Regions from separate parts of the Homo sapiens genome. Here region 2 is linked to region 1. Evidence: read pairs that join two places in POLR2A ChIA-PET (ENCODE). Cell type or tissue: K562. All regions are shown on one strand.

Evidence for each region. Peaks named below come from ENCODE experiments on the same cell type or tissue, not always from the same donor. Only the 100,000 strongest peaks of a DNase experiment are listed, where the experiment ranks them.
Region 2: POLR2A ChIA-PET joins it to region 1 with 5 read pairs; 3 of 35 experiments call an interaction of 5 or more read pairs at or near these places.

The regions. Positions count from the first base shown.
Region 1 is chr22:19,404,822-19,408,821 of GRCh38, reverse strand. It overlaps HIRA (histone cell cycle regulator), which reads left to right. Exons shown (of 25, transcript NM_003325.4): 3 at 229-339; 4 at 1,548-1,638; 5 at 2,942-3,036. Among named protein-coding and RNA genes, the nearest start is that of HIRA, 25 kb to the left of the region's middle. In K562, a CTCF peak has its summit at 2,337; DNase peaks (open chromatin) are centred at 431 and 2,308.
Region 2 is chr22:19,257,973-19,261,972 of GRCh38, reverse strand. All of the region lies in intron 2 of CLTCL1 (clathrin heavy chain like 1), which reads left to right. It also overlaps the pseudogene KRT18P62. Among named protein-coding and RNA genes, the nearest start is that of CLTCL1, 32 kb to the left of the region's middle. In K562, no CTCF peak of the experiment used is centred here; DNase peaks (open chromatin) are centred at 2,222 and 3,682.

The DNA of each region.
Region 1 (4,000 bases):
GTCAGGTTGACTTCTGCTGACTGCTAAGTCCGCTCCGTTTCGTCCCCATGAGTACTTATCATCTTTTCTGTAACTTAAATTAGTAATTTAAATTCAGTCTCCTTAGATCTAGTTAATTATTGTTTATGGAAGCTAAGTGAGGACTTCTCCTAATTTAATTTGACATTAAATATTAATATCAAATTTCTACTCCTTGCACATTCAGCCATTTCTGCTCCTTTGTTCCAGGGCAGGATTCTGGGAAGGTTGTGATCTGGAATATGTCTCCAGTCCTCCAGGAGGATGACGAGAAGGATGAAAATATTCCCAAGATGCTTTGCCAGATGGACAATCACTTAGGTATTACAGAGTGGCCCTTTGCAGGCTTTGCGTGTTGGCAGAGTGCCCAAGGTTAGCACATGTGTTTGTAATTAGAAAGATAAGGCCCCGTGCGGCGGTAACTCCCCTCGGCCTGCTGTCTGAAGGCACAGATGTTGGCTGCACACCTGGGTGAGTTATTCAGCAGAAGACTCGGCCCGCCCACAGAACCATCTTTGGACAGTCTGCAGGTACCTCTGGTGATTTCCTGCTCATGAGTCGTTACTGCCTGATTCCATGGGGCTTTGGGGCCAGCGACCTGGACACAGTAGGGTTCTGGGGAAGGGTGCGCAAGAGACAATTTGCCAAAACATCTCAGGTTGTTACTGTGTCACTCTGAGGCTCTCTGCCAGGACCCTTTTGGCCATCAGACAGTGTGATGGTTTCCTTTCCTGCTGTAGTGCCTTAGTTTCCCACCCCTGAGATGCTTAATGAACAGTCACTGGCCTTTGGACATCAGCTCCTTCCTTTCCTCTGTGTGTTCTTGTCCTCTCAACATGCCTCTCAGTGTCTTCAGACCTGGAGCATGTTACTCACGGGCCATGTGGGGGCTACAACTTTGATAGCCATCTTTCAGGTCTTCCAAAGGCCAAGTTGTGAGTGCTCTTGGAGGCTCTGGCCCATCAGGGGCCTGGGGGAATTTCTGCTGATCTTAGCTTATAAGCGCAGAGTCAGTCAATCTGCAGTGCTGGCGAGTTTGGAAAATCCGAATGTGACAGGGCTGGCTCTGACAGATGAGATGAAGTCAGAGTTTTATACTGTAACAGACTGTTCATCTGAAAAATCTAGAAAAAGCATCTGACCCTTTTTAGCACGTACTCTTTTTTTGAGAATAATCTCTACTCAGAAATGTGTCTCATTAATAGATGACCCTTTTGAAATAATGAGATTTGGTTATCATTTTTTGATTTTCTTAGAAAGAAGCCTTCTATTGACTATGTCATTCAGCACTAACGATTCTCAGATAATGTATATTTTTCCCCCTCCAGACTGTTCTGGTAATTTGTTTTTATAGCACAAGTAGGTTAGTGCTTAAACTGAATTGTTTTTCTGGGGCTCTCACACAGTAGATGCCTTAAATAGATTAGATAGATTAGATTTTATAAACCCTTTACATCTTGCCAAACTCTACATAAAGCAAATGGGCATGACTACTGGATTTTCATCACCTTATTTTTTTTTCTTCCCAGCATGTGTGAACTGTGTGCGGTGGTCAAACAGTGGGATGTATTTAGCTTCTGGGGGAGATGACAAACTGATTATGGTGTGGAAGCGGGCTACGTAAGCATCATTTTCCTTTCTTCACATTTTATTTTTAGAAGCTGCTTTGCTGGTCTTTATCAAAGTCACCTTTCCCTACCCTGTCACTGAAGTTCCCATAGCCCTGACCTCATAAGTAGTGGAAAGTGCATGTAGGTCAGGAGCAGGTGGAGCCTGACCAGGAATTCAGGAGACCTGGTCAGCTGCCCCCTCACAGGACTGCAGGCTCTCACCTGAAAAGGAAAGTCTGATCTCTTCTAGTGCCGATGTGGGTGGGGCTTCGTTGCTTTTGTTTTTTCAAGTGAAATTTCACATGGAAGCCCAATATACAAAATGGTTAAAAGTCAGGGTGCTCTGGTTCTTGCCCAGGATCTGGGGCAGGGGATCCAGAGTCCAGCCTCTTTGCCATTACTTTATTCTCTGTTGGTCCCCACCTGGGGCAGCCTCTGCTCTACTCTCAAAAGGAGCTAACCATCACCTGGAAAACTATTGCTCCCAGGTCTCTGGGCCAGTCAGTCTGGGGCACCAGACCCTGCACCATTGCTCACCAAGAGTGGCCCTGTGGCTGTGGCTTCAAGAGCAGAGGCAGAGGCTGTCTCTTCAGCCTACTTGGCTATCTCAGCACACTCTTTCTGTGGATTTGTGATGAGCTCTACAAGAGCAAAAGGTGTTATCAGAGGCTCTGATCATCGGTGTGTCAGCACTGCCTCCACCAGGCCCCAGGTGATTGATGCTCCTCTGGCTCCTGTGGTGGGGGCTAGTACCTATAGATCGCGTGGTTTCTCTGCCTCAGATGTCAAAGCCATTTGATTCATTGTGAGATGCTTAAAAATAAAATACTGTTGATTTTGCTTCTTTAAATAGCCAACATAAGTAACATTTAGTATACAATTTAGAAAACTAAAAATACAAAAGAAAAAATATCCCTCATCACACCACCTAAAGAAAGCTACAGTTAATATTTTGACATTTTGGGATGTGTGTCCTTCTAATCCATTTTCCATGCATAGATGCTATCCATGTCATGTGGTTTTTTTTCCTTTACATAAGTGATATCATATTGTATGTGATGTCCTGTGGCCTGCTTCTTTCACTTATTGTGAACGTTTTCCCATGCAAGATTTGTAATGGCTGTGTAGTATTTCATCAAGTGCATGGATCATAATTCACCTAACCAGCCCCTTTTATTCAACAACCCAGTGCTTTCCAGTTCTTGTTTGTTTTTGCTTTGTTCTGTGTGCCCTGATAAGCTGGCTGCAGGGAGCATTTCTATGCAGTGCCCAGAGCACTCCATGAGTGCCTTTTTGGCCCCTTTCTCACACAGGTACATCGGCCCCAGCACCGTGTTCGGCTCCAGTGGTAAGCTTGCCAATGTGGAGCAGTGGCGGTGTGTCTCTATCCTCCGGAATCATTCAGGCGGTGAGTGGGACTGCCTGTTGGGGTGGGTGGGCCCCTGACACCTGGCTCAGATCAGCAGCACCGCCACGTCCCCTGTGGGACTGTTTGGTCCTTAAAGCAGCCCTATGTCTGGGCTGTCCCACCCCATCACAATCAGTCACACCCTGCCTGTCCCTTAAGATCTGTGCAGTCACCGGGTCCACTACCTGTCTCCAGCTGCATTCAGTCTCCCCACTCTTGCCCTCATGGGGTATATGTTTATATCTTTAATGTAGAACTTCCCACGTTCTGCTGTTTGTCCTGCTGAACAGAATCAGTACCTTCATCAGCGGATCACTAAGTCCGTAAGCACACTTTGTTTATTCCCCAGAAATCAGCTCACAGATGCCCATTGAAAAGTTTCTCAACTTGACCTTGAGTATGTTTGCAGTGTTTTAAATAAACTTGGCATGGAAAGAAGCACATTTTATGAATTTAGACTGAGGGGGAAGGTTGCCCATGCACTGTACACTCAGGTGTCAAGGATACCAGGTTGAGTGCAATTTAGACTTGACTTAGGAGTCTGAGTCCGTTTGGTCCAGGAATGGACCAAAGGGTTTTCCAGGCAGGGTGGTACAGCATAAGTGAGAAAGTCTTGGTGTGAATGGGGATTTGGAGGCATTTCACCATGGCTGGATCTTTATAGACAAGGCAGGGAGCAGCACAAAGTGAGGCTGGTCAGGTATGCCAGAGTCGGATCATGGAAAGCTTGTGCTCCCTGTTACTGAGGGAGTCCCTTGTCATGGAAGAGATAGGGAGCCACTAAAAGCTTTGAAGCACAACAGAGAGGTCATTGTGACAGCTCAGTGAAGTGGAGGTTCTTCCAGTCGTTTAGATGGACACTGTCAGGGCCTGAGCTAGGCCTGTGATAATTGAGGTAGAGAAGAGGAGATTGATTTGGGAATACTTAGGATAGGGCACAGAGAGGTATGAGATAGATTCTTGG
Region 2 (4,000 bases), 150 kb after region 1:
TCCTTTAATGAAAGATTGCTCTGTAGCGTGCAATGCTGTTTGCTAACATTTTACCCACAGTAGACTTCTTCCAGAATTGGAGTCAGTCCTTTCAGACTCTGGTGCTGCTTTATCAGGTAAGTTTATGTACTGTTCTAAATTCTTGTAGTAATTTCAACAGTGTTCACAGCATCTTCACTGGGAGTAGATTCCATTGGAAGAAACCCCTTTCTTTGGTCATCCCTAAGAAGCAGCCCTCATCTGTTCAAGTTTGATCCTGAGATTGCAACAATTCAGTCCCATCTTCAGGCTCCACTTCTAATTCTCTTGCTGTTTCTACCACATCTGCAATGACTTCCTCCACTGAAGTCCTGAACCTCACAAAGTCATTCATGAGGGTTGGAATACACTTCTTCCAAATTCCTGTTAATATTGATATTTTGATCTCCTCTCGTGAATCACGAATGTTCTTAGTTGCATCTAGAATGGTGAATCCTTTCCAGGAGGTTATCAATTTACTTCGCCTAGATCCATCAAAGGAGACATATTTATGGCAGCTGTAGCCTTTAAAAATGTATTTCTTAGGCTGGGCACGGTGGCTTCCGCCTGTAATCCCAGCACTGTGGGAGGCTGAGGCGGGTGGATCACAAGGTCAGGAGGTCGAGACCATCCTGGCTAACACGGTGAAACCCCTTCTCTATTAAAAATACAAGACATTAGCTGGGCATGGTTGGGCGCCTGTAGTCCCAGCTACTGGGGAGGCTGAGGCAGGAGAATGGCGTGAACCCGGGAGGCGGAGCTTGCAGTGAGCCAAGATTACGCCACTGCACTCCAGCCTGGGCAACAGAGCAAAGACTCCGTCTCAAAAAAAAAAAAAATGCATTTCTTAAATAATAAGACTTGAAAGGTGAAATTACTCTTTGATCCACGGATTGCAGAATTGATGTGTTAGCAGGCATGAAAACAGCTTTCATCTCCTTGTATATCTCCGTCAGAGCTCTTAGGTGACCAGGTGCATTGTCAAAGAGCAGTAATCTTTTGAAAGGAACCTTTTTTTTTTTTTCTGATCAGTAGATCTGAACAGTGAGTTTTAAATATTCAGTAAATCATGCTGTAAACAGATGTACTATCATCACGACTCTTGTTTTTCCATTCATAGAACACAGGCAGAGGAGATTTAGCATAATTCTTTTTTTTTTTTTTTTTTTTTTTTTGAGACAGAGTTTCACTCTTGTTGCCCAGGCTGGAGTGCAGTGGCACGATATTGGCTCACCGCAACCTCCACCTCCCGAGTTCAAGGGATTCTCCTGCCTCAGCCTCCCAAGTAGCTGGAATTACAGGCATGCACCACCATGCCCGGCTAATTTTTTGTATTTTTAGTAGAGACGGGGTTTCTTTCCACGTTGGTCAGGCTGATCTCGAACTCCTGACCTCAAGTGATCTGCCTGCCTCAGCCTTCCAAAGTGCTGGGATTACAGGTGTGAGCCACTGCGCCCAGTCAATTTAGCATAATTCTTAAGGGCCTTAGGATTTTTGGAGTGGTCGGTGAGCATTCCTTCCATTTAAAGTTACCAGCTGCATTATCCCCTAACAAGAGAGTTAACCTGTCTTCTGAAGCTTTGAAGCCAGGCATTGACTTCTCTCTTGCTTGAGTCCTAAATGGCATCTTTTTCCAGTAGGAGGTTGTTTCTTCTCCATTGAAAATTTGTTCATCAATGATCTTAGCTAGGTCGTCTGGAGAACTTGACACAGCTTCTGCATCAGAACTTGCTGCTTCACCTTGCCGTTTTATGCTATGGAGATGGCTTCTTTCATTAAACCTCATGAATCAACCTCTGCTAGCTTCAGACTTCTGCAACTTCTTCACCTCTCTCAGCCTTCATGGAATTGCAGAGAGTTAGGGCCTTGCTGTGGATTAGGCTTTGGCTTAAGGGATTGTTCTGGCTGCTTAGATCTTCTATCCAGGCCACTACAACTTTGTCCATATCAGCAGTAAGGCTGTTTGTTTTCTTATCATTAATGTGTTCACTGAAATAGCACTTTTAATTTCCTTAAATAACTTTTCCTTTGTGTTCACAAGTTGGCTAACTGGTGCAAGAGACCTAACCTTCAGTCTGCCTTGGCTTTTGACATGCCTTCCTCACAAAGCCTAATCATTCCTAACTTTTGACTTAAAGTGAGAGACGTAGGACTCTTCCTTTCACTTTCACTTTCCTTTAGCAAGGAAGGTTGTTAAATGGCCTAATTTCAATATTGTTGTGTCTCAGGGAATAAGGAGGCCTGAAGAGAGGAAGAGGGACTAGGGCATGGCCAGTCAGTGGAGCAGTTAGAACACACACATTTATTAAGTCCACTATCTTATATGTGTGTGGTTCATGGTGACACAAAACAATTACTGTAATAACATGAAAGATCACTGATCACAGAGCAGTATAACAAATATAATAATGAAAAAGTTTGAAATATCATGAGAATTACCAAAGTGTGACCCAGAGACAGGAAGTGAGCACATGCTGTTGGAAAAATGATACCAATAGACTTGCTTGATGGAAGATTGCCGCAAACCTTTGATTTTTTTTGTTGTTGTTGTTCACAAAACAAAAAAAACGCCTGTAATCCCAGCACTTTGGGAGGCCGAGGCGGGCAGATCACCTGAGGTCAGGAGTTCGAGACCAGCCTGGCCAACATGGTAAAACCCCGTCTCTACTAAAAATACAAAAATTAGTCGGGCATGGTGGTGGGCGCCTGTAATCCCAACTACTACAGAGGCTGAGGCAGGAGAATCTCTTGAACCTGAGAGGCAGAGGTGGCAGTGAGCCAAGATCATGCCATTGCACTCCAGCCTGGGCAACAAGAGCGAAACGCTGTCTCAAACAAAACAAAACAACAAAACAAGTGCAATATCTGCAAGACACAATAAAACAAAGTGTAATAAAGTGAGGTATGCCTATATTTTCTCTTATTCTGTGGGTTGCCTTTTCTCTCTTTTGTGACCTCTGATGCTGTCCAATTCATTTTTTTTCTTTTATTGTCATATCCAAAAAAATCATTGCAAGATCCAATGTCATCAAGCTTTTCCCCTATGTTTTCTCTAAACATTTTATGATTTTAATTGTTGGGGTTTTTTTTAACCTGTGAACTTTTTACTGGCCTCCTGCTCCCCAAAGGGTACCCTGCTTCTGCTGGCTCAATTCCTCAGAACTTTGGTGTCGTTGGTCTCAAACACCACTTTGCCGTCCACTATCCTGCAGGTGGTGGTCTTTTGGATGGTTTGCATGGAGTTGCTGCTGTCTAGGGCCTCACCAAGATTGAAGTCCTCCCCATCTTCCAGCAGGCGGTGGTAGGTGGTGATCTCAGCCTCCAGATTGACCTGGATGTTCCAGGCCTCGTACTCCTGGGCCTGGCGCTGTCCCTCTGCCCAGGTCTGTGCCAGCTCCGACTCCAGGTACAGTAGGACCCTGTTGAGCTGCTCCATCTGCGTGGTATAGCAGGCCTCCACCTCCCTTAGGCTGTTCTCCAAGCTGATCTTCAGATTTCTCATCAAGTCCAGGCCAATCTCCAAGGACTGGACTGGACATCTCAGCTCTGTGAGTGTTATCTCAGCAGCTCTGATCTCGGTGGACTGCGTGATGACCACTGTGGTGCTCTCCTCAATCTGCTGGGATCAGTACCTGTCCAGCTTCTCTAGGTTCTTCTGAGTCAGCTTGTCATATTGGGCCCAGATATCTGCCATGATCTTGCCAAGGTCCTGATATTTGGACATCTGCCTCCACAGTCAACCCAAAGCTAGTAATACGGGCTTGTAGGCCTTTTACTCCCTCTTCATGGTTCTTCATGAAGAACAGCTTCTCCTTGAGAGTCTCAATCTTTGTCTTCATCTACAGCCCAGTGACACTGGTGTCATCAGTGACCTTGCAGAGCCCATGGATGTCGCTCCTCACAAACTGGTGCATGGCCAGCTCTGTCTCATACTTGACTCTAAAGTCAGCAGCAGCAAGATGGGCATTGTCAGTGTGCAGAA